2 separate regions of the Homo sapiens genome follow, and region 1 is linked to region 2. Evidence: read pairs that join two places in POLR2A ChIA-PET (ENCODE). Cell type or tissue: MCF 10A. All regions are shown on one strand. Each heading gives the region's core, and the rest is flanking DNA. Links, peaks and the distances in the headings are about the cores only.

Region 1 (13,047 bases), core at 7,370-12,369, 240 kb after region 2:
AAATTATATATAATCGTCTATTATCATTCCCCTTTATGGCAAAGGTTCTCTCTTAAATGGCTTACAGATTCACACTAAGGAAGATTTTCATAAGGTGATGGGGGTAATTTAAGGATATTCATGTGGGAATACAAGTCTAACCCAAGCTACAGCTGCCTTCAAGTCCTCAATTTACATGACCCAGTTAACACTGATTTAGAGAGGTCTCTTCTGCATATCGTGGTAGAGTTACCAATTGATAATTCCAGTGGGACTTCTTAGTCCTCTCTAATGCCCCCTCCTAGGGAAGTGGGGGAGTTGTTCCTAATTTCTCAAAAGAAAATTTGGAATTCATTTTTCCCTATACAACATAATTTAATAGTGTAAGTAGTAATGTTGACTCAGTACCCTAGACACATGAATTAAATAGATGTTTGGGAGCTGTCCTGGAAATTCAGTACCATTTATATTGACTTACAGATGAACCTTTAGAACTCAAAATAGTTGACAAGTTGGGGATTATGGTACCTTTTGATTGGTTTCTTAATTAAAAGAGAATTTCGAACAGAATTCAGAACTGGTTTATCAGGATGCTGCTATTAAATGGTAAAGCCTCTGTTTTCCCCACTTCTTTCCCTTCATCTCCCTTCTACTCCCCCATTTCTCAATTCCCTTTCCTTACACAGAGCTACCCCATAAAAACATAACCTCGATAACCAATCTGGAGGGCTGGGTTGGACATCCCCTGGACCCTGTGGGCACTCTCTTCAGTAGCCTTATGGAAGCCTGCCGCATTGATGATGAGAACCTCTCTGGGTTCTCAGATTTTACAGGTAAAACCATTGACATTTGTCTCATGTGCTTTTCTTTTTCTAAACCCTGAATGGCAGTAGTCATTGTTTTTCTTTACATTATGTTTTATGGAACCATGTAGTTAACAGCACCTTTGGTTAGCAAGAGAGCAAGAAAATGGGCACTGTCATGCTTTCACGCAGGCTGCTACAAAACTGGGAAAAGTCTTAGAGTTGATAGTTGGCAGCCTGTTTCGAGAATCTTAAAAATATTTATTCTCTTCTAACCAGTGATTCTGTATCTACGAATTTATCCACATTTATGACTACTTCTTAGCATAAAGTTATAAAATAAAGATGTACATCTTAGCATTTAGAACTAGAAAATCTAGTTTAGGTGCTTTTCAAATTTGTCTTTGCATTGAAAGTGACTTGTCACTTAAATATTTTAGTCTACTTTAAGGGGGAGTATTAAATGTCATTTAAAACTGTTTTATATCATACATTCCTTGAAAGCTGTGTTTTGAGATTTCACTTTGGCCCATTGAAACTTAAGAATCTTGACTAAAAAGACTGCCCAAGGGCAGTGGGTGGAGGTAAGGCAGGGAGTAACGATGTCCCTTTGTTGCTTCCATGGCTGGATGAGCTCAAGTCTTGCCCCTTCATAATTTGCCCTGTGATAGTTGCCTTCATGGACTGTGGGTAACCCAGACACTGTCAGGAGGGTGAAAGGCATGAGTCTGAATTCACTTTCCTTGGGAGTTTGATGGTTGAAGTTTGTTATAATTTATAATAGAAGCACTTTAATGGAGACAAGAGAATGTTCAAAGAATCATTCCTCTTGTGATAACTGATGACTCTTGGATAATAAAAAGGACTTGAAATTGGGTTATATATGTTATGTTCCCTACTGTTTTTATTATGGAAACGTTTTGAATGCCAGGATTTAAAAAGTGGTGAGTGCAAGTCATCGTGTAATTTTACTATTGTGTAATTAAATTTTGTTTTTCTCTTAAGTATTCTTAGTTCATATTTTCTTAGATTTATAGTTTTCTTTGGTGATTTATTTTCAAGGGAGAAAAGTATTTGTAATGTTATATCCCCCAAAACGTAAACATTTAATCATTCATGGTCATTTTTAAAAAGATACTGGAAGACTGCACTTTAGCCTAAAAAACATGTTTTCTGGCTTTCTCAGCATTAATCCATAATTCATTTGCTTGTACGGGGAAGTATAAATATTTGTACTTATCATATCATCTGCAAAAGTAGTTTCTGAGCTCTGATTTCTTTTGTGGCATTTTGCAGAGAATATGGGACAGTGCAAGTCTCTGGAATACCAGCATCTACCTGCACACAAATTCTTAGAAGAAGGGGAATCCTATTTAACGCTGGCTGTGGAAGTAGCCCTGATAGGGCTAGGACAGCAGCGTATCATGCCTGATGGGCTGTACACACAAGAGAAAGTTTGCCGGAATGAGGAGCAGCTCATTTCTAAGCTTCAGGAAATTGAATTGGATGACACACTGGTGAAAATTTTTCGCAAGCAAGCAGTCTTCCTATTAGAAGGTAGCCTGATACAGAAGTTTTCCACTTATTTAGCCAATTTGACTTAGGTGCTAATCTTTCTTATGTTAAAAGTGCTATCTGAATGCATTTAATATGGTAGTTATCCTGATTGCTATAGTCATGGGGTATCAAAGACATGTTCGCTGTCTAAAAAATAGTGTCACTGAATAAAAAAGCATGGATGTTTAGATTTGTATCATTTGATTTAGGTGGTTATATATGATAGCCTATTACAAAACAGCTGCATTTAATGCCTCAAACCTTGAAAAGAACCTATTTCATTCAGACTGTGTTGTTCCTGAGATAAATGCAATTTTGATATTTAGTGCATTATTATTGGCAGGCATGTTCCTATTTCCTTGATCAATTAAATAATAAAACAGTAATTGGCTGGCCTTCCTCCAAATTATTGGCGGTTACATGACACCTGGGTTTTGAATGTGTCATACGCACACGCTAACAAACGACTGAGGGCTGTGCGAGTGAATTTCTGCTGCACCAACTAGTTATTTCAGAGGATTCATTAGGCACAGATTCATCAAGGAAAAGGTTTCATAGAATCTGAGGCACGGTCTAATTTCCTTCTTCTCATAAAGTTAAGTTTTAAAGGGCCTAACAAATTTTGGCTGACACTATTTTTCAGATTTTTTCCCCTCTGAAAAGGTAAATGTAATTCATGTGGTAGTGTGATCTTTCGTGCAAATTTAGGTGGTGTGTAACTATTGCTTCTGTCTCTCAAGTATATGTGTGTTATTAGTGTGTTATTATGGGATTCTCTGTGATTGATAGCCTCATAAAGTATGTTATATTCATCTTATGTTCAGAACTACTACATATAGGGAAGGGATTTAGATTTTCAGCACCCCTTTTATTTGTCCAAAGCAAAAGATCTACTTAAAAGAAAACATTTTCTTCAAACATACTTTACTTTTATATGTTTTAGAAATGCATTTTAAAGGGAAAATGCTCTTCAGGTAAACCTTCTTAATAGCATGCTTAATTTTGGTAAAAATTCCCAGTGGTAATTTTTTGAAGCACTCTCCTGAACCTGTTTTTTTCCCTGTAAAGATAAAAAGCCCATCTTGACACTTGACAAATTTCAAGAGTGATCCTGATTCTTCAGTTACTGTTTTCTTTCAGTTTTCTCCCATATAATTCCTTATGCTATAAGCAATGTCATTAGTCACAAGCATTTTTTAAATGCTTTCTGTCACTGACTATACTGACTTTTGATTTCTCTTATACTGAAGTTTAGAAAGAAGATCTGTGATTTTCAAAGTTGATAGTGTGTGGTATCTGTATTTACCTTCCTAAATATGTCTCCATGTCCATTTTTCATGAATATTTTTGAACTTTGCCCTAGTCTTGATTCGTCCATCCCTCCCGTCAAACATTTTTATGAGTACTGTGCCTGAGAAGGAGCATTGTTGACTCATCTCTGCCTCTTCTCCTTTCCTGGCCCTGCAAGGCCCACAAAGAGTGAATAGGTGCAGGACAGGAGGCAGTCCAAGGCGGGGAGGCCACAGGGCCATTACTGTAAATGCTAGAAGATTGAGAACTCCATGACTGAATTGACTACACCAGGGCACCAAGTTCTTCGTGCAGTTATACTCTTTGCAAATGTCAGAGGCAAATTAGTTAGCAGGCCCAGATATCTGGAAAGAGGAAGGAGTAACCCAGTATTGTTGCTAGTATTAATCCCTCCTGGCCACAATATTGGATAGATAAATTAGCATATTGAACAAGCACCTCTGGGGAAACTTGGTGCCAAATATCAAGTTGTCATTATTCAGTAGTACACTAGAGTCCAGGAATTACACTAATTATTAATCCACAAATAATTATTGGATACCTGACTGAATGTTTTACTTGTTGAGTGGTATCATAGCAAATAATTGATTATGTATCCTGGATCTCCTGAATAGTACAAAAAAGGTAATTTGGTGGTTTAAGGGGAAACAGTGAAAGAAAATGAAGGAGAAATGAAGACTGTGGCTAATCTATAGATTTGCTATAATTAGTCCTTAAGTAAAATAGTTAGTGTGTTAGATTGGGCTGCCATAACAAAATACCACAGATTGTGTGGCTTAAACAACAGAAATGTATTTCTCACAGTTCTGGAGGCTGGGAAGTTTAGAATCATGGTGCCAGCCTCATCATTGGCTTCTGATGAGGGCACTCTTCCTGTCTTGAAGACAGCTACCTTTTCTCTGTGTCTTCACATGACAGAGAGATCAAGCTCTCTAGTGTCTCTTCTTACAAGGACACTAATCCTGTTGGATCAGGGCCCCACCCTTATGACCTCATTTTACTTTAATGCAGGCCCCAACTTTGGATACAATTACATTGGGGCTGGGGGCTTCCAAATGTGAATTTTGGGAAGAAATACATATTTAGCCTGTAACAGTTAATAACTTAAATAATGTAGCCTTGGTATATGAACAAAAGGTGCAGTCATAATGCTATATGAACTTTTGAAGAATATCAAATCACTAAAACATTTAAAATTAAAGATTAATGGATTTGGTAAAATTAGAGATTTAGATGTTAGTTTAGGTGAAAAAATTTGTATGATTTTAAAGTACTTAAATAATGAATAATTCAAAAATACTATCAAAAAACTCAACTGAATTAAAATAACCTCCATTAAAATGACCTAGAATATATTGTGCTCATAACCAACCACCAGTTCAGTAACTGCTCTTACCATTTCTTCTGAACTGCATTTCTTGCATTCTAAACTCTTCACCACACTGGTTTTTCTCATGGAAAACAAATATAGCATGTCCTCTGAGCAGTGGTGTCATGGTTCATAATTCTAGAAATCATGAAACAGATGTTACCCGAAGGTAACATGGAAACTAATTTATTAAAAACTTTACAGTAACTAAACCTCAGAGTACCTTAGTGCAAAGTGGTTGAACTAACCACTGTGGTTTCCTTTCAGAATTTATTTTAAAAGTCTATGTTGCCGTTCTCAAAGCAGCATTCAGGGAGCACACAGGGGAAGTCAGCTCTGCCACCACGCCTGTCAGAATTTACTAAGAAATGAATTTTGACAGCTTAAGTGTAATTTTGCTTTTAAAATTGGCTTTCAGGAGCCCAAAGAATAGTAAACTTCCAGTTACTTTAATTTTTTTCTTTTGCCTATGATGCGTATGAAATGGGTAACTATTCTTTTTATTAATAATCACTTTCTAGGAATTAATATCTGTTGCCACTCATTAGAGGCAACAATGTGTATAGTTAGAGAGCTGTGGTTCAGAATCCTCCCACACCTCTCACCCCTGATACAGAGCACCATTTTCTGGAAACCTGGCATATTTGTGTCCCTAACCCTTCTTAGGTCCAGGGGTAGTTTCCATAGTTAAGCTGTGGTGTCATCTGTGCATTTACAAATCAAGATGCTCTGATGCCACACATTGAGAGAGGATGTTGCTCAAATGCAGCAAGGTTTTACGCTATAGAGGGTTCCTTTCTCTGAGGCACTTGTATTGTGAATGCTGTCTGCCCCTGAGTTCTGGGTTTTTCATCTAGCTGTGGGACAGTTAGGGGTTTGTTTATGAGGTGAAATCTGTAACGGATGCTATACCCTGAAGAATCTTTTTTGATTAAGGATTATATTCCTTTCTATATCATTTACTTGAAATTCTTATTTGTATATGTTATAACTTTATGTGACATTTTAACAATATGCTTTACAAGAAGTGTTAGTTCATTTTTTAGGAACGTAAAATGTGTATGCTCTCTTCCCACAGCCGGACCATATAGTGGTTTAGGTGAAATAATCCATCGGGAGAGCGTTCCAATGCACACATTTGCCAAGTATCTCTTCACCTCTCTCCTACCTCACGATGCTGAATTGGCATACAAAATTGCACTGAGAGCAATGCGGTATGTATTCACAGCCCAGCTGGGCAGAGGCAGGCCACATTCCCACTGGGAAGCATGGCTGTTAACTGACTTACTCCTTCATGTTTCTTATAGGCAGCAGAAAAGCTAAAGAAACTATGTATTTATGCTTCCTGTATTGTTGTGGAGGTGATTTGCTTGTTGGCTTGTTTTGCTTCTGTTTAAAGTAAGGGAAGGGTTATCCTTGCTGCTATCAGACTCAAGCACACCGTGGCTTTTTCCTACTTTTTCGTGAAGCACAATTCAAGCCAAGTTTAATCATAAAACAGCAACAGTTGAAACCTTCATAAATGATTAATTGTTTTGAAAAAATTGATTTTTGAAGCAGTAGTAAATAGTAAATATACTGGCTTGAATATAATTGAGGGAGACCTTCACACCTGCTGTAATTCCGCATTCCATCAGTAGTGCAGGAAAGCAACTCCCTGTATTGCCAAGGCACATCTGTATTCACTGGAGGCTGAGAGAAGGTGGGACGTGCATTTAGCAGTGAAGGAGTCGCTATTCGGGGTCCTTCAGGCTCTGCCTGCCTCTCTTCTGACTGCTTCCATCTCCTCATCGGTCTCTCCTTTTCAGCAATAACAGTTAGAATATGTTGTTCTCTACCACCCACCTTTTTATTTCTACCTTCTTTTAAAAGTTATTTCACATAATAATTATTTTTATCACAGATTTGTTCAAGGTGAATATTTTAATGAGTTCAAGATTATATTTTAATCTTACAAATAACCTTTAAATTTTAAGGACCTAAAAGGTACATCCATCTTTCTTAAAACATCAGCATTTTCTTTTTCCTTTAAAAAAATTAATAAAACACTCCTGTGCTTCTAATGGAAAGTACAGATCACCTAAGGACAAGCCATGTTGTAGACCTAAAAGCTTGTGTGTGCTGATTAACAGTTTGATCTCAAGAAGCTTTTCATCAAAGATTCTATGTCTGTAATCAGAGAAGTAGATTCTAAAACAAATCCTTGCCTATAAATTACCAGTGTCCCCAAAGTTACCCTGTTCTGAAAGTATTGAGTGTAGCTTATGTGTATAAGGACACCTCTTTTTTATGCAGTGATAAGGATGTGTGTATGTGTCTGTGTGTATACCTATGTGTCAGTGTGTTTTAAGGCTGACATCCTGTAATTTGACATGCTTTCCTTGGCAATATGGAATCTTACTAACCTGCTGGAGAATCTTCTTAAGTATTCTTTTTTCTATTTTTAAAATACCAGAAAATAAGTCAATAACAAACATCAGCAAAAGTCCCCCACCAAATTACATTATACCACTTGGTTTATGTTTTAGAGCACGATTTTAAAATAAGTGGGTTCCTATTTTTATTTTTGGAAGCTGAAATGGAAGCTGTCTTATGAAGACATATGCTCAACTCTATACTTACTCAAATCTTAGGAATTCTAATCTTGTTTTAAAGGGAAGATGTTAATGTTATGGTGCCACCAGATGCTGTTGCTACTACCACTGGCAAAGTTTAAGGGTAAAATAGCATAAAGTTTCTGTGTGGTTCTGGCTTATGTAATGGTATGTGCCAGGCAGAAAGGCTTGCTTTTCTAACACTCACAAACTCATTTATATTTGTCCTTGGTTGCTGCCAAGGCAGTTTCTTAATGGGGAATACTAGCAGGGTACAGGGGAATTTTTTTTCCACTTTCTCTCTTCTATCTGCCACTACTATCCTGCCAAAGGTCTGCCATGGAAGGCAGGTATGTGCCCCACCAGGTATTGCAAGGCAGCCCAGGGAACAGGAAGGAAAAGAGAGATGTAGCTCGCATGCTTCTTAGTCCTTCTGGAAGAGGAAGGCTAAGGAAGGTCATCTTCAGCACTCATTTTCTCATCTTCCCAGGGATGTTGATTAGTTTCTTCTACAGTAAGTCTGGCAAGACCTGCCTGTGAATACGAGGATATTCTGAGTTAAAAAAAAAAAAGCTAAATAGCAACCCTGCCATTATTCTTACTACTTAACTGCCTACCTTGCCACCTTCTCTACTGCTGACATCTTTTTGTTCCTAAATAAAAGGAGAAGAGAATGAGCCATTTGGCTTACCAGGCAATAATTGCTCTTGGGTGGGGCCTTGAGGCCAGCATCACTCCCAGACCCAGCTGACTCTTCTTGGTCTCCAGCTCTTATCTTATTTCATAGTTCTTAACACTGGTGTACTTGACTGAAGGCCGGCATTTTGATGGTTGTAAATAAATTATTTCAGCTTTAGGTACTCTACTAAGCTTTTTGGTACTTTTAGAAGAGATTACTAAATATTTGCTTTGCTTTTAGAAATTTTTTCATCAGCATATTCTTTTTTTATTTGTTTTGAGACAGGGTTTTGCTCTGTTGCCCTGGCTGGAGTGCGGTGTGGTGTAATCATGGCTCCCAGGCTCAGCTGATCCTCCCATCTCAGCCTTCCAAGTAGCTGGGATTACAGGCACATGCCACCACACCCAACTGATTTATATTTTGTAGAAACAGGGTTTCGCCATGACAGTATATTCTTAATAAAAAATCAGAAATCACTCTGAATTTATGCAAAACTGTCAAGGGACAGACACTTAGGTCACATTTATCTTCTGTAATATGGTTGGTAGAACATAGTCTAATGTCAAATTCCTGGAGTCATAAGAAACTAATTGTTCAGAAAGTATGAATGGATGGAAAAGAGGTAATTTTTGTCTTACTTCCCTTCTTGTTTTATGTTTAAATAGGTTAAGCTTATTCATCTTAAGTACTCACTGCTTCCTGACTGTGATCTCAGTCTTAAATATCCATTTCACTATCAGTTTCTGTTGATTTATTTTTTGAGTCATAGAATTCAAAATTTGTAGGTAAACATCAAGACCTGTGTTTAAAAGTTCTTCGGTGTTTGCGTATCTTAATTTATTTGAATATTGTAATTTTCTGAATGGTGCTAAAGAAAGAAAATCTCTTAGGTTTGGGTGATGAACAACTAACAAGGTTTGGGTGATGAACAGTTATTATTAGCAAACAATTAGTAGTCCAAAAAATCTAGGTATTTTGCACCCACACAGCAGAGTATAGCTGTACCAGCCCTTGCTGAACTTGAGTAGAGGCCTGAACATCTACCCACTCCTCTGGCTTCTGTTGGCCAGTCTTTCTGGCCAAGGACATGGTCAAGAAATAACTAGGGGCCACCTTCCTTGTCTTCTCATTATAGGTTACTAGTATTGGAATCTACTGCTCCATCAGGAGACCTCACCCGCCCACACCACATTGCATCAGTTGTTCCCAACCGCTACCCTCGCTGGTTCACTCTAAGCCACATTGAGTCCCAGCAGTGTGAGCTGGCATCCACCATGCTAACTGCAGCCAAAGGTACTGTACTGTCCTGAGGCCTCATAATTGTTTCATTCGTTTGCCTGTTTATTTTTTTTAAGTCTTGTTTTCTATCAAATTCTCAGCAGTGGTGTTAATGTCAGATAGGTTGAAGGGATCTTTTTCTTTAGATGTTAGCTTTTAAGGCAAAACAGGTGGCATTTTCCTCATTTACCTGCATCATTAACTTGCTGCCAGCAGAGTTCAGGTTAGTTACCATGCTAAGAAAATATAAATGGTTGAAATTCAGAAGCAGATTTACAAGTTGGGTTACATTTTTTTCTTCCTGAAATATTCACCAAAAATACATAAGTAGGAACTAGGAGAGCTGTTGCTGTCTCATGTTGGTCCTGGTTCATATGTGCTTTGAGTCATTGAGGGTGTGTCTCAGTGTATCTTTTTTTGTGAAGCCGAGATTCACAGACATTGCAGTAATTATGGGAGCCCTAGTTGTAACACCTGTGCCATCTGTGAACATGTTAGGTAAATTAACTTGTGCTTTATGTTTTGTTTTGTTTCTTTTTTCCCCCTCTGTGTGTGTGTATGGTTGTATGATTTTTGTTTATTTGTTTGTCTTGCTTTGCTTTGATTTGGTTTGGTTTGGTTTTCCCTTGTTCATTGCAGGCGATGTTCGGAGGCTGGAAACAGTATTAGAATCCATCCAGAAAAACATTCACTCCTCATCACACATCTTCAAGCTTGCCCAAGATGCATTTAAAATAGCAACTCTCATGGACAGTTTGCCAGACATCACTCTTTTGAAAGTGTCTCTGGAGCTGGGCCTGCAGGTACATGACTGGTAGTCTTTCCTGGGACATCAAAGACTGCTAAATAAAGGCACCTCTTAGGGTTGTTTTTGTTTGATTGGATTTTTGAGTGCAGGTAAATGACTCTTTGGAGTACAAATCTGTTAGACTTCAGGAGAGAACTGTATTTCAGAGACGTGGTCATTCCCAGCTGAACCAGACTGCTATGTAAGGTGCATGGACTGTACATTTAGCAGCCTAATTTGTGTCTTTCAATTAAAAAAAATCATTTTCTGAATTGCAGCCTTAACGACACTGTTTCTCCTTTGAATGAAGGGAGAAGAATTATTGCTAATAAGAGACTTAAATAAAGCTAGCATGTATAATGAAGATTCAGTTGTTAGGGTTAAATTTTTAGAGGAAGTATAAATTTTTATTGATGTTTGCATTTTCATAATAGATGGGCAGTTCTAGCTCCTTTTAATAACTCTGAGAAAAATAGGTAAAGGAGGAGTGATCGGGCCAGAGTCCAGTTTTAGATTTCAGCAGAACAGAATACCAAGGACATTTTGAGTTCGTCATGCAGATAGATGTTTGCTTCCTTATAGTTTCTGAACAGATCACTGGATAAACCAAGAACTAAAAAGTTTGTTTCATTTTTCTCATGGAATCTCTATTAACATTTGCTTTCTTCCCATTAAAAAGCAGTGAACAAAATTGTTATACCCCAGTTACCTAAAGAATGGGGAGTATAATCCCCTGATTGGATAATTAATCTGGTGTTTTAGTTGTGGATTCTCCCTTACAGTGACTAATAATGTTTAAATAATAGGATCACAGGAAAATGTACCTACCATGGTAACATAGAATACTGTACAAGCAAAGGGTATAGAAGATTGCTTTTAAGCTATATAGTGATGGTTCAGAAGTTTTTTGTTTTTTTTTAATTCTTGTTATTTGGCTAATTTTTGTCACCATTTGCCTCATCTTAAAGATGTGATGCAGAAAGAACCATTAACATGAGCTCTCTTGTTATTTGGAATTCATGGTAAATAGGATATGCACGAGAGCTTATTCCTTGACTCATTCTTTCTAGAACCTAAGAAGGAATCTCACAGGCCCTTTGTGAGTATTTCTAGAACCTAAAAAGGAATCCCACAGGGCCTCTGGGGATATGATGTCCCTGGATATTTTGTGGGTTTTTTTTTTTTTTTTTTTTTGTTGTTGTTGTTGTTTTGTTTTTTCAGATGGAGTCTCACTCTGTCACCCAGGCTGGAGTGCAGGGGTACAATCTCAGCTCACTGCAACCTCTGCCTCCTGGGTTCAAGCAATTCTTCTACTTCAGCCCCCTGAGTAGCTGGGACTACAGGCGCACGCCACCACACCTGGCTAATTTTTATGTTTTTAATAGAGACGGGGTTTCACCATATTGGCCAGGCTGGTCTCAAACTCCTGACCTCGTGATCCATTCCGCCTCAGCCTCCCAAATTGCCAGGATTACAGGCATGAGCCACCGCACCTGACCGTCCCTGGATATTTTGAATCTTTAAAGAATGGGGGAATTATGAAGAGGGAGATATGTTTATTTAGGGACTTCTTGTTAGAAAGTGAAAAACAAAATCAGATCACTAATGATATCAAGGATGATTTTTTCCCCCATAAACCTGGAGTTACCTTCATGGTCACCAGAAAAGAGCAATCAGAGATTGAAGGAATAACTAAAATGATTATTTTAAAATACCTCTTTCCCCACTGAGAGTTCCTGGTTAGAATGAATTCACAGGAGCCTCAGAAATTGAACTATGGAATGTTAAATCTGGGGAGGGAAAAAGGGCATGGGCTGTGTTTAATGCTCCAGTCCAGCCCTCTGATTTTGCAGATGAGAAAAGATAGAGTAACTGGTTCAGATACCACATCTAGTCAGTGGGCCCACCAGGAGGAGAATATGGGCCTCTTGCCAGGAGGAGAATGTGGCTGTGGCAAGGCCACCTGGGGTAGCCATGGACAAATCCAAATTCATATGTAGAGCTTTGCTCTAAATTATGCTTTCATCTTCCTGGTGGTAGACAGTAGGTATGCCTTATATGCCTTATAGTTTATCCCCCCCCTTTTTTTTCATTGACTCAGGATAATTTTCTAAAACATTTTGTTACCCTGTTTTTATAGGTTATGCGAATGACACTGTCAACCTTAAATTGGCGACGGCGGGAGATGGTGAGGTGGCTGGTAACGTGTGCTACTGAAGTCGGTAGGTAAACTCTGGAACAGAAGCTTTCCTAGGTGCCTCATGGTAGGATTTAACTTGTCAGTTACAGACATGTGAACATATTCACTCTTTTATGTTGACTTCTCCAAGGCTCCTTCTAGCAGTCCACAAGGGCTTCCTTCTCCCTGACCCCTTACCCCTAACCTTCAGTTATACATACTTGTATTATTCAACTTGAAATGGTCACATTTGTGAAGCTCCAGCTTCTTATTTAAAATGGTATAAGTCAGTGAGTAAACTGTTTTTATTCAGTTCATATATATAAAGTTACCTAGTTGCACTGTTTTTCTTCTTTATCATCTGAAGGCATACATCATGGTATCCAGCAGAGAAGTGATGACCACTGGGTGTGGTTTAGGTGATCCTCCAGATGTGTGAGCAATTGTAGCTGGCCATAAGAAGATTTCCTGGCTGCCCATAAGCTGCCATTTTGTGAGGCCCTTCAGCTAA
Region 2 (17,572 bases), core at 6,929-11,928:
GAATGACTGCCTTTAGCAAACTGAGAGGGAGTCTCATTATTTAAATGTTCCTGGTTATATTAAGTGGAGCAAAAGGCTTGGAATCAAAAGTGAGAGAAATAGGCAGCCAAGTCAAAAATGCCACCAAGCTGTAAATAAAATATGAAACTAGCTTAGAAAGGGAGCATTACTTCGAAGTCCAACACTGATATATGGTCCATAATTGTGGGACGTTTGTAAAAGGTGACATGACACCTGTCAATTATCCACAGCAGCCAGGAAATGTAGATTACATGAATAATTCACCAACCCAGTGCCCTTTGTTGCTAAGCTGTCTCAGCCCAGTTCCATAAAATAACTGCTGATATGAAAGAAGAAAAAAATACGTTTAAGTTGCAAAAGCCTTATGTTACACGCGGAAATGTTTTCAAGGCAGCTTCATCATATGACTATGTTCCAGTTAGCACCGTTGGCTAAATAATTAACATGAGCCTTTATCAGGTGTAACAAAGGAGGGGGCTAGGACTCTGGAAACTTTATATGTTCCCTTTGTGGCAGGTGGAAGCAGGGGGTGCCGCATAAGAGAATCTTCAGTATCAGAAACACATCACTACATATGTCATAATTTTCTCATCCTCCCAAACAGCACACGATCCTTTAAAAAGTCTAAGTCTGTGTTTTTGTTTTGGAATCATGGAATTACAGAATAATCAATTTCATAGGTCACTTACAGATCGCCTAGTCCAGTGGTTTTTAGAAGCCAACAAAAGTTTTTCTTCTGAGAAGGTTTTATGTGAAAATACAAAATACAAGACAGATGAAGGTGGAGTTGTTTTTGTTGCCCTCGGGGTGGTGGTGAGCAGGATTATAGAGGATGGCAGGAAACTGCCTGGTCAGCAGCCCCTACTCTGCACCCCACTCCCCACCCTTTCCCAAGCACTTACAAGGATCCAACAGTGCCATTTCGTAGATGAGAAAACTGAGGCTCCTTGAAGTGGCAAAGGGGCTCTCTGAAGTCCCAGAATGAGGCAGAGGCAGAGCTGGGACTGGAAGCAGGACTGCTGATTTCCATGCAACACACATACACGTGTACCACTGTAAGTACAGCTTGTCTACACAGCCATGTGAGCCACCAGGATTTGGAGAAATACCAGTTCTGCAGCTCCCGGGACGGCACAATAGAGCATGAGGCATGGAAACAACTGACTCTTTCATTTGTAGCCTGGGCCCAGGCAGCCTGATACCTATACCCACCCCGCTCTTTCCCCACACCCTTGCTGGCTACAGGGCCTGGGTCAGAGGTCATGGGCCAGGTGGAAGGTGGGGCCTTGGAATGCCCAGGGGACTGGGCAGGCAGCCATAGGTAACCAGAGCCAGCCATCTAATCCATCTGCTTCCCTGGACTGCTGTGAGAAAAAGCCTCATTGGAGAGACCTACCAAAGTGGCTGCTTCCAGGAGCAAATCCAGCCACACTGTGGAGAAAGATTTTCTTGCCCTTACAAGGTGGTTCATTCCTTGTAACTTCCTTCCTTCAAAATGAAGTTCCAGCAGACAAAGAGAACAAAAAAGAGGTCTGTTTCTCATGGTTTATAAGGAAAAGAACACCTTGTAGATAAAGTACAGCCTTTCCCATTTTTCAGAAGCAAATGAGTGTTTCTTTCTCATTTGAGGCTTATTTGCAGCCAAGGTTTGGCTTTGTTTTTGAAAGTTTGGAGGAGGTTACATTCTTGTGTATACCCACTGGGTGCAAGTGCTTTGGCACAGGTTTTCTAATATTTGCTGTTTTTCTCCAACTGTCCCAAATGGTAGTTTATAGTATTTCAGCTCTTTCAGAGGCCAACCTACAGGGAAATGCAATGAAAAGGGAACTGAGTTTCTGATTCAGGTGAAAGGCAACTGTAATTTCAGGCTTTCTGCATGTATCTCTTTGCAATCAGTCATTACTTTTGAAATGAACATTATATTTAGTCATATGCAGAAATAATAACAAACTGCTGGTTTCATCGTGAAGATCTGAAGTTGAAAACTTCATGTTTTAACATTGACCATTCCAACAAGCGTAAAACAGGAGACATCGAACATCTTGACATTACAGCTGCGCTGAGACTATTTCTCCAGTGCATATGTCACAGGATCCCTTTGACAGCGTGGCTGAGAGGGTTTCTTTCAACAAATGGAGGTAATTGTTAAATGAATCAATGATTGCCTAAGCCAATTAATGCCTTTTCTAATAATGCTGAAATGTTTCTCAAGAATAGTCTGGAAAACTCTTTCATAGTAAGAGACTGGTGGAGCTGGAGCAGCAGAGTGTGAGTCCTGGCAAACGGATGGATATCCCTGAACCTTGGCCTTCTTATTTGTAATGTGGGTGCCATGCTGACAGCAGCAGTCCCCACCTCACAGGAAAGCTGGGAGCATTACAGCTACCTTGTCTGCCTGGAAAAACCCTTGCCCAGTTGGGTCGTAGCCTGGGTTCCCAGAAAGCTGGGGCCAAGGCAAAGGCCTACCTGTTCTTTATTGTGGATGTGACCCCCAGGAGCTGGATGAGAAACAGGGAGCCAAGCAGGGAAGGAAGGAAAGCCTGTGCCATGCCATACTGGCAAGTTGGCTACTGCTTAGGGTTTTCCTGTTTAGCAAATACAACTACCAAACACCCAGTTAACTTTGAATTTTGGATACATGACAAAGAATTTTTCACTCTTCCTATGGACCAGACAGTATTTGGGGCATACTAATACTTAAAAATCACTTGTTCTTTGTCTGGTGTCTAAAGTTAACTGGGCATCCTGGATTTTATCTGGCAACGCTGCCAGGGCAACTTGTGATGGGTTGCTGGACCTTATGGGGCTGTCTGAGATGCCAAGCGAAATCAGTCTTGGGATCCATCCATTTGTTCTAGGACATTAACTTCTCGAAGCACTTGTGGATTGCTCATGGCAGGGCGATGAGTGGGCTCCTGTTCCACTCTTCAGTGCCCAGTGAGAAGCCTGCGGTGAGGCGTTGTCAGGTTGCTCCTGTGTGAGGCTGCTCAGAGGCAGGCGCAAGACAGCAGAGGGTGTGTAAGAAGCATCCACAAGTAGTGAAGTGTAGTGATTGAGAGCACAGATCTTAGATCCAGAATGCTTGTGTTCAAATCCTAGCTCTGCTGCTTATTAAGGCAGATCATCAAAAGTCTCCAGGTCTCAGTTTCCTCATTTTTAAAATGGGCATCAAAATAATGCTCACATAGTAGGATTGTGATGAGGATTATAAACACATATATATCTCTTAGAATGGTCCTTGGGACATTCTAAGTGTTTGCAGTTATTATTCTGAGAGTAGCAGATATCAACCACTGTAGCTTGGCAGGCTGGTGTATCTTGAACACCTGACAACTAAGTGTGTTGCCAGATTTTGATCAATGTCTAGAATATATTTTTCCCACAAAGGAGGCTAAACATTATCATCCCCTTGTGGGTTTGGTTGTTCTTCAGCACTGAGAAGAATTATGTTGGTTCCTAGCTGCAGTCTTTCATGTAATCAAGAGGAAAAGCTTTTCATGCCCCATTGAACACGTGGTCTTCCTTTGGAACCAGCTCGATGCCCTGAACTTCCCACATCTCCCTCTCAGCCAGTCCCACATCTCCCTCTCAGCCAGTACCCTCTGTCCTGAGCCAAAAGGTACTTAGCTTGACACTATTGGCTAACATTGAGGTGACCATATGTATCCAGTTGTAGCAAAAATACATCTTACATATTGATCAGAAGACAAAAACCACATATATCTCCATATACCAAAATTAACAGCAAGTTTCTTCAATTCTCTGAAACTTGCTTCTTTGGCCCAGTGTTCTTAATTTGTTAATTTATCAAGAAATTATAAAATTTGAAAGTGGGCCTCAAACACAAAATTGCTGAAAAATGCTGGCTTAAACAGCCACTTGAGCAATGCTCCTTTCACAAAGCTGTCCTCCCACTGTCTGTAGAGTTAGGAGCTGACCCCTCCATGCTCTTGTAGAACCAGTAACAGACTTTAGTCATAGCCCTGATTGCCAGCCACCAAATGGCTTGCTTGCAGGTCTGCTTCCCTGAGACTGCTGAGCTCTTTAGGGTCAGGGCTGCATATACTCATCTTTGTGTCTCTAACCCATAGCCCATACTTGGCCCCTCCAAGAAATACAGTAAGCATAGTGCCTGGGCTCACAGTGCTTTTTAGGGGCCCAAGAAAATGTTTTCCTTTGTTTTGTTTTCATGTGTGTGTGTGGGTGGTTTTTGTGTGTGTGTGTGAGACAGGGTCTCTATCTGTTGTCCACGTTGGAGCACAGTAGTCCAGTCTCAGCTCACAGCAGCCTTGACCTCCTCAGCTAAGGCAATCCTCCTACCTCAGCCTCCTGAGTAGCTGGGACTACAGGTGTGCATCACCACCCCTAGCTAAAGAAAATGTTTTAATTTATTTTAAAATCAAAAGAAAAAAATGAACTGTCAGGACAGAAGAAAATGTTTCAATTTTTCCTCGCATTAGAAAAAAATGAAATTTTTAGGACCCACAAAATCTATTAAGCTATTTTAATTTTTCTAATGGAGGAAGGGGCCCAAGAAGGCAAAGGTCCTAGGACCCACAAAAGTCACAGTATGGTCCTGGTGTTGAAGGAATAAGTAAACAAACAAATGAGTATGTAATAGCTGTTTAAAATGCACTGCAAATGATAAAGTACCATGGAAACATGGCTGGTTATTAAAAGCTGACAATTTTATTGCTGTTTTAGACTTCTCCTGCCCTTTAGGACATTATGCTCCAAGGAGTTTACATTTTTTTAATTGAAAAATTTTCTTAGTCATATCTATATTTTCTTCCTCTGACATAAAATCTTCCAGTGACTTTTTATGAAGATATTTGGGTGTTGATAGGAAGAGGGCAGTTAATGCACATAATATGAAGTCTCCACTAGCCAGAAGACACATCCTGATAGCTCAGTATTCCAAACTTAAAATGAACCCACTGCATGAAAGCTCAATTCCTACAGAAGGTAGACCAAGGGAACTGTTTTTGTTTTGTTTTGGTTGTTTTTTTTTTTCATTTTTGAGACAGAGTCTTGCTCTGTTGCCCAGGCTGGAGTGCAGTGGCGTGCTCTCTGAGTGCAGTGGCACAGTCTTGGCTCACTGCAACCTCCGCCTCTCAGGTTCAAGCTATTCTCCTGCCTCAGCCTCCCAAATAGTAGCTGGGATTATAGGCATGCACCACCATTAATGGATTTTTTTTTTTCAGAGTCTTACTCTGTCACCCAGGCTGGAGTGCAGTGGCACAATCTTGGCAGAGACGGGGTTTCACCATGTTGGCCAGGCTGGTTTTGAACTCCTGACCTCAGGTGATCCACACGCCTTGGTCTCCCGAAGTGCTGGGATTACAGGCATGAGCCACTGTGCCCAGCTGGGGACTGTTATTTTTTTACAAAAAAGGGATCTATAAGCCTTAACTGTCATGTGTGTATTATTAACACTCTGCAGCCATGGTTCTCCTCTGAAAAAAAAAAAAAAAAAAAGAACTAGAGCATTTCTGAGGGGATCTGGTGCTATAGTCTATCCTTTGAGTTGATTGATGACAAATGAATCCTCGCACCTTCTGTTTTGGAAAATACAAATGCTGGGGATGCTCCAGCTCAGGAGATCTTCCAAGGGATTTTGAGGCTGTTCTGACCTGGACAATGCTAGAGGAGAGGATACCCTGGGCTTCCTCACTTTACCAAAGAGAATCCAGGCACATCCTTTTCTGGCAGTCTTGAAGGGCCTAACTATCTAAGAAAGAATCTTCACTCCCTGAAATGATTCTCAGTGGAATTCTTTAAAATATGAGTTATCATAGTACATTAAAACATGAGAGTACAAAATGACAACAAGTGTGGACTTAAGGAAAGGATTTATTTTTCCTTTTCTTTCTCTTCTATGTTTTCTATATGTGGCTAGAGTGGTCTTACATAAATAAATGAACAAGACAATTTATGGAGCCCCAAGCCCTGCTCGAAGCATGCTATATATGTTATTTCCTTTAAGGAGAGAAATTAAATGTGATTTCCAAAAGTTGTTTTGTGGAATAATTGAGGAAGACATTATTGTTCTACCTGCAACATTAGGATGAAAGCACAGTGAGCTATAATAGAAAACCTGCCACGTTATTTCCTTCCTGTTTCAATTCTTGACTTGTATGTTCCTAGGCCAGACTTCCTGGAGGTGAGCAGCCAGAGTGGACAGCGAGAGCAGCAAAGGGTAACTACCACCTTGTGAGTGCCTCCAGGCAAGCTGCATTCTAGGCATCTTTTATCACGAACAAATATCATGATGGCCAACTTTTGGGGAAAGCTCCTGTATGCCATTTATTATTCCAGGTGCTTTTATGTTTATTCACTGATGTAATCTTCCCAGTACACTAATATAGTAGGTCCTATTATTATCACTCTCACTTTAGAAGTGAGGACACTTGCTCAGAGAGAAGGTCAGTATCTTGGTCAAGACCATCCAACTAGTAAGGCATATACAAGTCTGGAACCCTGGAACCGAAACCCCAACCCCAGGGTTATGGAGCATAATATAAGGCTCACAACAATTCTAAGAAGTAGAGTTTTTCATTATCCCCATTTGACTTGAGGGGAACATGAGATTTAGACTGGCTAAGTAACTTTCTCAAGGTTATCTCGTTAGTAAATAGCAGTGCTGGGAAGTTTACCCAAGCAGCAGGCCACTGAGTCAATGTGTTGAATCATTTCAACACACAGAGTCTCCACATTCAGAATGGCACCTGCAGCCTGTTTGCTGAAAACGGATACAGTAGTGACAGAGAGCCTGGAGAGCAGAGAAAGGAGAGGAAATGATGCATGTGGGACAGGGCCGGGAACAGAGAAGAGGCTCTGCGGAAGACAGGAGAAAGGGAAAGGGGAACGGCGCTGTGCTTTGTGGAGCAATAGTGGAGATAGTGCAGCTTTCCAGGACACAAGGAGAGAAAACAAATCAGAAAATGGGTAAGGCAGAGAGATTTAACAGAAGCTTGGGGCTAGGGGAGAAGGCACTGGAAGGGGAAAGAAGGAGAAGGTGAACAAATGATAGAGGCTACAGTACAAATGTCTGGGTGAGTCCCATACCACCAGCTTATGGAAGGCCAGCGTTGGGTGGGTGAGGTGAGAGCTCACCATGCACCCAGATATCCTGCTGTTGCGTGCAGAAGACCACACACTGCAGCACCAGGCAGCCCTCTCTTCATGAGGGTCACACACATGTGAGGATTGTAAGACGAGGCCCTTGGGGCTCTGTTCACAACAAAAACATTGTACGAGCCTTTTACACATGACTCAGTGTGTATTGTGTGTCTGACTGAAAAAAGATCAGCTTTACCTACAAGTGCTAACGTGTTGGCCGAGTTGAAAGGAGTGCACAATTACATAAGAAATAAAAATACCAGGGGAGCAAGCAGTTTACCACCTTGTATGGGACACGCTGAATCTCCAGAGGAAAAGTGCCAGGTGACTCCTTTGCCAACTGTGAGAATAGCTGTGGTTGGAACTGGGTGTTTTGTTTTGTTTTGTTTTGTTTTTACCCCAGTGTTTGGCACAGAGTCCTGAACACCAAGTGAGGCCCCTGAACCCTGCTTGACACCAGATTGCATTTTCTAATGTCATTCCTGTTTCACTTCATTTGAGAAGGACTGGATAACAACAAAAGAAAAAGCGAAAGAGTAATTAAATTTTGTTGTATGGGAAAAGTTTATGTGCTAAGCCTGCAAAAAATAGAGTGTAATGTTTAAAAGTAAGGATTCTACGACTAGACATAGGTTGAAGCCTTAGCTCCATCATGTCTCAGCTGTGGGGCCTTTGGCTAGTTACTCAAAGTCTCTGAGTCTTAATTTTTTTCATCTATAAAATGGGCATGACAATAGTACCAACTCAGAAAGTTCATGTGAGAACATGTGAGAGAATGTAGGCAAATAGCTTGGCTTAGAACCCGGCACATGGTGCCCAGCCAGTGTTGGCTAGTATTATCTTTAAAACGGGAAAGATCCCTTCCCCCAGTTTGCTCAAGGGAGGTGATATGGTTTGGCTGTGTCCCCACCCAAATCTCATCTTGAATTCCCACATGTTGTGGGAGGGACTTGGTGGGAGGTAATTGAATCATGGGGGTAGGTCTTTCCTGTGCTGTTCTCATGATAGTACATAAGTTGCATGAGAGCTGATGGTTCTATAAGGGGAGCTTTCCTGCACAAACTCTTTCTTTGCCTGCTGCCATCCATCTAAGATGTGACTTGCCTCTCCTTGTCTTCCACCATGATTGTGAGGCTTTCCCAGTCACATGGAACTGTAAGTCCATTAAACCTCTTTCTTTTGTAAATTGACCAGTTTCGGGTATGTCTTTATCAGCAGCACAAAAACAGCTAAGGAGGATAAGGCTGAAACAAAAGGTTGGCAAGGTGGAAGCTCTTTGAAAAGCACTTATTAATATCTGTTTTATACTGTATGCAGTGTGGCATAGTAAAAACTATATTAGATGAGGAATTAGAAGATGTGGATTCTGGTCTCTGGACCCTCATTTTTTCATCATTTAATAAGGGGGCTAAATTAAGCCCCATTTAATATTCCTTTCAGCTCTGGCATCTGTGACTCCAGTGCCCATTCATTCCCTTGCCTACCTGCAGCAGGAAGGCCGGAGAATCTCCCATTCCCTGCTGGCCTCCCAGAGATCTAGCTGATAGACTTAAAAAAGAAAAGAAAGAAACCACTCACACATACCTGGGAATATATCCCAGGTACTTTAAGTGAAAAAAAAAGATAAGTTGAAGTACTATGTGTAATTCTAATATATAAACATTCCATAATATTTTTGGAAATATAGATTTGGTAGAAACTATCTCTTAGGCAGGATTGAAGGAAATTTTACTTTAGATCTTACACATTTCTATATTGTTTGAATCTCATACTGTGAGCAAGTTTCATTTGATAATCAAGATAATAATAAAGATGTAAAAAATAAAGTTAAAACATGTTCATTATAGAAAATTTGGAAGAAAAAAGAGAAACATCACTTACAGTCCATCCCAACTTAGAAATATTGCCATTAACATTTTAATTGATATCCTTTCAGTCTTTTTTTCTATATGTGTGTATCACCTGGAACTATACATATATATTCATAAAATATAATCATATTGTCCATGCTATTTTAAAACTTTCTTCACTTAACAATATATTGTTTATATTTTTCCACATCATTAAAGTTTCTTCTACAGTCTACAGCACGATTTTAATGATGGCTTGTTTTCCCATCATCTATGTGGCCAACCTTTTATGCTGCACATTTTGGCTGTTCCCAGTTTCCCCTTTGTAGTATTGACAGGCTTTTGGAGAATAATGAAACGCTGAAATGTTTGGCTTGGTTTCCCTCTTGGGTAGAGTCTGCTGCTCAGTCTTTTCTTCTGCCTCTTTGTATCCTTTAGCTTTTGGGTGGAGGCCCAGAGAGCTCCACAAGGGGTGATGTGTGTTTAAGAAACTCAGCTAAAGGAAACAAACTGATTGCAAAGAACTCTGAACCTAGGGTGTTGGGGGAAATGCTGAGCATTGTAATTGGCCTAATGCTGCTCCTGTGAGAGATGCCATCTCCCTAGGCCTCCAAAGTTCTGGCAGGGATTTTAACTCTTCTCATCCAGCTGATGACAGACAAATATTCATCACTTCAACAGTTAGGTGCAACCCCCAAAATGTTTCCTCAAGTCCTTCCTCACTGCAAATGCCTACCAGCTCATCTCTGAAGATGGAAAAGCAAGCGTGGTGACATCTGCAAATCTGGACAGTGGGCTTTAGGATTCATCTGAAAAGAAAGGCTCTTGGACAGTGCTGGACCTTGCTCCCTGAGCCAGGCTGTGGGTCCAGTGGTGACTCAGGAAGGAATGCCACTGACAAGCCACAGGCATGCCAGAGAATTACTCAGCACAAGCCAACAAGTAACCTCATACGAGAATCAAACGCCAGCCAATCTGCGAACGCTTTGCGTAACAGCATATTTGGATTTGGGGCTTAGCTTTCAGGCTTGAGTTTCACGTTTGCCTGAGCATACTCCCAGCCTCCCAGGGCCCCTTCTGTGTGCCCTGCCTCTGATTGCAAGTGCAGAGAGCAGTTCTCCCAAGAGCCAGGGCTCAGCTCACCCCTGCAGGTAACGCAGACCTCTGCTAGGGATCAGCTGTCTATCATCTGGTGGCGCCCCTCTTTCCAGCCAGCGCTACATCTTCATATGCCTTTTCTTACCAACAGGTCAGCAATGTGGGTGACAGATACTTCTTTTTGCTGTTGGAACACTTCATATTCATCTCTGGTATTGTCATGGCCTTTGACATACCTTACCAACAAGAGAGGTTTGTTGACTGATGACAGCAGGTATAACAAAATCTAACTAGTGACAGTTGTAAGAATTGGCAAAGTATTACTGCATCAACAGGTATGTGGACTGTCTAAGAGCCTCAGAAAGGACAAAGAAAGAAGCTTACAGATTCCGATGCCCCTTACTACTGTATCTGGCCTTTCTCCTGCCGGTATAGTGAGAGTTGACAGTTTGATGGATTTAATTTAGGATCTATGTTAGGATGAGATGCACTCTGTTTTCCTAAACAAATTTGCTGCAGAATGGCAGCCACAGTCTAGGGCCTCCTTGAGCTTGAGGCTAAATGACCTGATGGCCCACCCACTTCATCTATACTGCCTTTAATATGTCAGCATTTCCTCAAGGCCTGGGTTTCGTGCACTCAGGGTGATATTGAACATGAAGTTTTCAAACAGCAATACCTTGGGTAACAGACAAGGGCTAGTTAATGATCTCATTCATAATTCATCCCGTGAAGGAACCATTTACACTCAAACTCCAAGCAGGAAGAAAATATTCCCATTAGGTAGGGCTTTTTAAATGCCTCTGCCTTTGCCACAGTGCTGAGAGAGAACTGTGGTCTTCAGTAGTAAGGGCATATGGCTGCAAACAGAGTGCCCAGGTTAGAGACACCAAGAGCTGCAGCATCACTCAGTAATAGCTATTTCAGAGGGATGTAAAGCCTTCCCTGGGAAAAAGTTGAATAGGACTCAGTGCCTAAACACAGCACTTTCAAAAAGAAATGAATCTCTAATTAAACATCCTGAAGACAGAAGCTGACATGTCATTGCAGAGCTAATAATAAGACCTCATGAAATGTTCAAAAGTTCTCCAGAGTAAGTGTGAACAATTACATTTCCCTCTCTCCATCAGTGAAGGGTTACCACCAGTTCTTTAAGAAAGAGAAAATGAAGGTTAGTATCTGAAAGTATTATATAATGTGCTTATTACTATGCGTGGGTTGAGATATTCTCCAAAAAAAAGTTCCTTTTCCTTCCAGAATTAAAAAGAACCCCTCTAACTTTTGTTAACTGTAGATAGAATCTTTTCTTTTTTTTTTAAGGAAGAATCCTTACTGCATGTCTAAAACTCGTGGCTGAGAAAAAGTAGAGGATGTCCAGCCTAAGGAGCTATCAGCATTTTTTTGTAGCACTCGATATAGCTGCAAGCCAAGGTCCTCACGAAAGTGAAAGTTTTCATTCAAAGTTAAAAACATACTACTTGCATTTTACAAGCTCAAGAGTAAAGCACAATAATTATCAGTGCTTTATTGGTAGTTCCAAGCCTCCAAAAATGTCAGTAAGTTGAATCTACACTATCTTTGTACAAGAACATAAAACATAGCCTCGTGATAAAAATTAAAGGAAAGGATAAATTTGGTGAATTCCCTGCATAGTTCATAATAGAGATTAGTCAACCCAAGTTACAAAGATAATTTTTGAGATGAGGTATCACTCTGTTGCCCAGGCTGGAGGGCAGTGGTGCCATCATAGCTCACTGCATCCTGGCACTCCTGGGCTCAAGGGATCCTTCCTACTCTGTCTCCCGAGTAGCTGGGATTACAGGAAAGAGCCACCTTATCCGTTTGATTTTTTAAAAAAGAAATTTTTGTAGACACAGGTCTTGCTATGCTGCCCAAGCTGATCTCAAACTCCTGGACTCAAACAAGCCCCCAAGTTACAAAGACAATTTTTAAAGGTTTAAGAGGTTTGCTTCAAAGAGCTATTTCTTTTCTTTTCTTTCTTTCTTTTCAGAGACAGGATCTCACTCTGTCACCCAGGCAGGAGTGCAGTTGGTTCGATCATAGCTCCCTGAAGCTTTGAACTCCTGGGCTCAAAGGATCCTTCCGCTTCAGCCTCCCAAGTGGCTGGGACACTAAGCACACACCATCACACTCGGCTACTTAAAAAACATTTTTTTTTAGAGACAAGGGTCTCACTATGTTGCCCAAGTTGGTCTCCAACTCCTGGGCTCAAGCAATCCTCCTGCCTCAGCCTCTCCAGTAGGTGGAATTACAGGCATGAGCCACCACACTGGCTAAAGAGCTATTTCTTTTATATAAATTATATGAAGATTGCTAAAAGGTTTTAAGTCACACTACATGTAAAAACCCCTTAGGCTCAAACTCACCAGGAGGATCGTGGAGCTTGGAGCTAAATAAAGCCCAGGTGCTTTGCCCTCTGCTGCTGACTTCGGGTGCTGGCTGGGAAGGATCTATTTCCAGGAGGGACCCAGCAGAACCTCGGCGTCCCACGGCCCTAATAGGCAAATATGAGCCGGCCTCCGCCCCTTAAGGATGGAGCTGCTTAGCTTCGCCACTGCTGCCTGGAGTTCCTTGTCTGAGATAGGCAGGGCGTGGTGCCCCAGGTCATCTCCCAGGCATGCTTGCCCCACGAGCAGCGCTGTGAGGGTGTACTCAAGGCAATCCAAGTTTCAACGTCATACCATTGTCTTTAACAAAACCCTGCAAACATGTAGTGACCGAGGCATGATGCATCCTGCCTCTTGCTCTGCTATTTATCTGCTTTTCTTTTTTTAACTTTAACTTGTTCTCCTCCTATTTATTGGGCAATCACCTAGATTCTAGGAAACAAATATATTTAATTTTTCTAATCTAAAGGTTAATAAGGACTCTATCTTCTCTAGTCAGAGCCACAGGATGAACTTTCTCAACCCATCCTCTTTAAGGAAAAGAAGTTGTTGGCTGAGTCACGTGAGTGTCTGTTTACACACGTCTTATAACAGCATACAGGGTACATACACAGAGCAGCACACCTCCCCACCAGGAAGGCTGTGCTCCATATTCATGTGTCAAGTGATGTAAAGGTTGCCATGGTTATAATCTCTGTTTAGTCAATAGTGTGTGTGGGGGGGGGGGCGGGGAATCACCCCAATGGGCGTATTGCAATTTAGAGGAATCCCTGGGTACTTTTAAAGTATTGAATCACAATTTACATTTTAAAAAGTGTTGTCAATGACAGCATATTGGTTGCCATTTCTTGAAAACTCTTCTTTGTAGGAGGACCTTATGTATGCCAAGAACATCGTTTTTGCCTCCTTAGGTGAAACTTTATTTCCCACATTTAGGATTCATTAGGATTATCTAAGGTAAGTGGCAAGAGGGGAGAAGGATGAAAATCATGAGGGTGAATGTGGGAAAGGGATGAGGGAAGGTGAGCTTAATTATTTCAAAGATAATAATGAGTGAGGCTCCCAACCCCTGAAATTTGGGAGGCCAAGGTGGGAGGATTGTTTGAGTCCAGGAGTCTGAGATCAGCTTGGGCAACATAGCGAGACCTGCGTCTACAAAAATTTCTTTTTAAAAATATCAAACAGGCATGGTGGCTCTTTCCTGTAATCCCAGCTACTCAAGAGACAGAGTAGGAAGGATCCCTTGAGTCCAGAAGTTCAAGGCTGCAGTGAGCTATGATGGCAGTACTGCCCTCCAGCTGGGGAAACAGAGTGATACCTTGTCTCAAAAAAAAAAAAAAAAAAAAAAAGGAATAAAAATAAAAGTGTCAGTAATTCTTACTCTTCTTCTTGGTCTGCCACCTTCTTGCCTTGGTGACTTTTGGATCCCCCATCCCTCTGTTTTCTCATCTGTAAAATTGGAAGGATAACAGGGAGTTGCAGGGTCTACTGGGTTGCTCATAGGCATTTAGAGCACTCGCTGGCATACAGTGAGCACTCTTTAAATGCACCCAATCTTATTCATATTCTAGTCAATACACAAAGAATCTGCTGTGCTTTTGGATAGAGAGAAATGCTTCATAACAACACCATCACACATTATTGAAAAGATTTTGGTGTGATTAGGGCCGACTGACATCCAAACTTCCCTCCCACCTTTCTGGTCATATCTCCTCCTTTTCCCACACTCAGTATCTTTCCTTTATCTACTCTAAGCAGTAACATGATAAGTTATATAAATTATATGAAGATCATTAAAAGGTTTTAAAGTCACACTACATGTATGACTTCGTATTTGAAAAAGGCTCAAAACAGTAAGTGAAAAAAGTGACAGTTGGTGGAATTTTAGAAGTTGAGGGTGGAAGGTGTTTCCAAAACCCCTCAAATCACACACCCTAGATGTGGCTGCTTCCTGGATCCACTAGTGAAGCTGACTCTGGCAGGGAGTCACTTGCATTTTTCACTAACTGAGGTCCTGCTCTCTCAAATTTCACAATCTAAGGGAGAGAATCTTGATCCAGAGTGATAACAAAACAAGTAATGCAAGCTCAGCGATGTGGGATAACTCCCCTGTCCCTGGTATTAGCATGGAGGTGCTGGCCACCCTCTGGTGGAACAAGACCCATTCTTTGGCTTCAGGAACTTCACAGCTTAGTGGAAGGGACAAAACACATCAGATAGTGATAAGAAAATGTGTATGAGTAAAAGGAAGAGATAGGTATGTTGACAGAAGACAGCCTGAGGAGTTTAGAGAATAGAAACATTTCTCAAGAACTTGAAAGCGAAAGAGTCTCTTGAAAGGGTTTGTTGCACACTGCCTGAAGGCTGAGGTATGGACTGGAAAGTGACTTAGTCCAGCCCCTTCTAGCTGGGTGAGTAACTGAACACTCCAGCGTGCGGATCTTCACTGGAGAGAAATGGGAGCATGATTCATCTCTTTGACATCATCTTTAGATTTTTGGTTTAACTTTTCCTTTCCACATCAGACGCCCCTGTTGTTGGGTGGTCTGCCATGCCACTTCCTCCAAGTCCCAGCTACTTTACTCTAGGTAGAGGGCTGAGGGTAATGGATCTTATTTCAAAAGGAGAGGGGAAATTGAAACCAGAACAGCTTTGTGATGAACTGTAGGGGAATCCTTTTTTCTCTAGCAAAGGTTTCCCAAGGCTGGTGTCTCCAGCTTGGAGCTTGATCGTGTGTGGTGTGTGTGTGTGTGTGTGTGTGTGCATGTGTGTGTGTGTGTGTGTGTTTGTATTTGGTGAGAGTTAACCATTCAAAATGGAAATCCTTTCATAATTTGATCTAGTTATGCAAACACAGCCCATTGATGTTAACAAATAGAGACCAGATGCAAATAACCCACTCGGGCATAACATGGAATAACTAGCAGAAGTTAAAGCAAACCGTCTCCTCCCCACTGCCCTATTACCTCATAAGAATTCCTTCCATTTGGAAATAAGCAAGAGGAAAAGAAAAAAAATGGGACTATTAAGATGTCTCAGTCTTAAAATGATAGCAATAATAGAGTAGCCTGGATCACACAAGATTGCCGTGTAAACAACTGAAGAATTTCAGAATTATGTGGAATTAGACATGCATCCCTAAAAAAGGTTAGGTGCTCATGAATGTGCATAACACAAGGAAAAATTAATTACAACAGGAAAACAACTCCAAATGGAAGTCTGCAATTCAATGATTCATAGCCAGGGTGTTCAGAAGAAAACTTGGTTCTCTACAACTCATTGAATAGGGTGTCACTGGATATGGTAAAATTTTATGACATTCCCTGGGGCTCTGAGTGTTTTAACTGTTCTGCATAGACAGCCAAGCCATTACAGGGTGAGGCCTAACACAGGGAATCCTAGAATGGTAATGGTATTGCCATTTTCTGTAGAAAACAAGGTTTTAGTTGAATAAAAAGAGGTAGTTGATATAAATAAGCTCACAGGAAGTCTCCAAACCTTTGAGGTGACTACCATTGCTGCCACTTTTCCCAGAATGCCATTGCTTTATGAATGGCTTTTTGACCAAGAGGCTAAAGAACTCTTGACTTGTGTAGATTTTCTACTTTTTGAATAATGCTTAATTTTTAAAGCTTGTGTGTGTGTGTGTGTGTGTGTGTGTGTGTGTGTGTGTGTGTGTGTGTATGGCAGGCTCTAGGACTTGTGGGCCCAGGGAAAATTCATAGGTGGCTGAGAATAAAAAGAAGAGTTAAGTTTGAAAAAAGAGATAGCAACACTTCAGTTTAGGAAAATCAGACTCTGGAAAAGCATTTGGGTGAAATCTTCCCGATTTAGTTGTAGGACAGAATTAGACACAAACCAGGAAATCTCCAGAAGGTGCTCAGGAGATGCTGATAGAACGAAACCCTGAAGCTCCTTCTGTGAGGTTCTCCAGCACTTCAATATTATTAGCAGGAAATTCTTCCGAAAGTCAACACCAAATTCCTTCTGCAGCGATTTTAGCACATTCTCTCCCTTCCGACTCTAAAGAGAAACAGGAAAGATGCTGATATTGCTGTTCTCACATTTCTATTAAACTTGCCCTCAATCTTCCATTTTGTGAACTAAATAATTTTTTAAGCTTTTCCCTCAAAAAGGTAATTTCACAAACATTTTCATGTGCCAGTCTTGAGTCACAAAGGTTTAGAAATAACTTACTTATTACCATACAGACAGAGCTATACTGAGATAAATACTGTGCTTAGTTCATAAAGGGGCTGCTTCGTGTTGAAATTCCTGCATCCTGGGCAGCCACTGCCAGCACTGTAGGTTTCTTTCTGTGGTCTCCCTTGAGCCTGAATGAAGGTGATGGCTGATGAGCCAGACTAATAAAATGTACCCTTGCACTGATTAAACATCCATTTTCTTGGGGAGATGGCTGACAAGAGCAGGAGAAAGCTGTGAGGAAGCTTGTAGCAATTTCACAAATCTACCCCTAGCAGTGAGCTTTATCTGAGTGCTTAGAGCCACTCTGAGCAAAACAATGGGTGTTGAAAATGGACCAGGGAGAAAATTAAGAAATGACAAGCTTGTTTTCTTAAAGTAAGAGGAAAGCTTCTCTTGTTAGGTTTTTCTAGAGTGTTCTCATGAAGGGAAACAGAACGTTTCACTTTAACAAGATGCATCGTCTAACCATGAGGCACAGGGAAACAGGGCAAGCAGGTTGCAAGCAGGCAGGGTGAGCTCCAGTTATCTGCTTGAGGGCTTTGATCTCAGTTGCAATGGACAAGGCAGAAGCAGGAGCCGGGAACCTTCTAGGAGGGAAGAGAAAGAAGAATTGAGCACCGCAACATAGTGACCGCCTTAAAATCCTCAAGCCACCTGTGAATGATGGTGTAGGTGCTGATGGGGGTGAGGGAGTCCCCAGGATAGAGGTGGTAAGTGGAGAGAGTTGTTGTTCTTGTTTTTAAAAGGTAACACAAAAGACTTTGACTAGGGCTGTGCTGTTTACAGTAGCCACTAGCCACATGTAGCTACTGGGCACTTAAAATGTGCTGTATTTGTAAAAACACACACCAAAATTCAAAGACATAT

The links. Peaks named below come from ENCODE experiments on the same cell type or tissue, not always from the same donor. Only the 100,000 strongest peaks of a DNase experiment are listed, where the experiment ranks them.
Region 1: POLR2A ChIA-PET joins it to region 2 with 6 read pairs; 2 of 35 experiments call an interaction of 5 or more read pairs at or near these places.

Annotation. Positions count from the first base shown.
Region 1 is chr5:61,529,387-61,542,433 of GRCh38, forward strand. It overlaps ZSWIM6 (zinc finger SWIM-type containing 6), which reads left to right. Exons shown (of 14, transcript NM_020928.2): 8 at 666-812; 9 at 2,079-2,339; 10 at 6,098-6,233; 11 at 9,428-9,585; 12 at 10,210-10,373; 13 at 12,498-12,579. Among named protein-coding and RNA genes, the nearest start is that of LINC03122, 100 kb to the right of the region's middle. In MCF 10A, for the core only: no CTCF peak of the experiment used is centred there; no DNase peak of the experiment used is centred there.
Region 2 is chr5:61,292,036-61,309,607 of GRCh38, forward strand. LOC105378993 (a long non-coding RNA gene) reads right to left here and starts at 17,456. Exons shown (of 3, transcript XR_948365.2): 1 at 17,172-17,456; 2 at 16,359-16,522; 3 at 13,881-13,948. In MCF 10A, for the core only: no CTCF peak of the experiment used is centred there; DNase peaks (open chromatin) are centred at 7,416 and 9,946.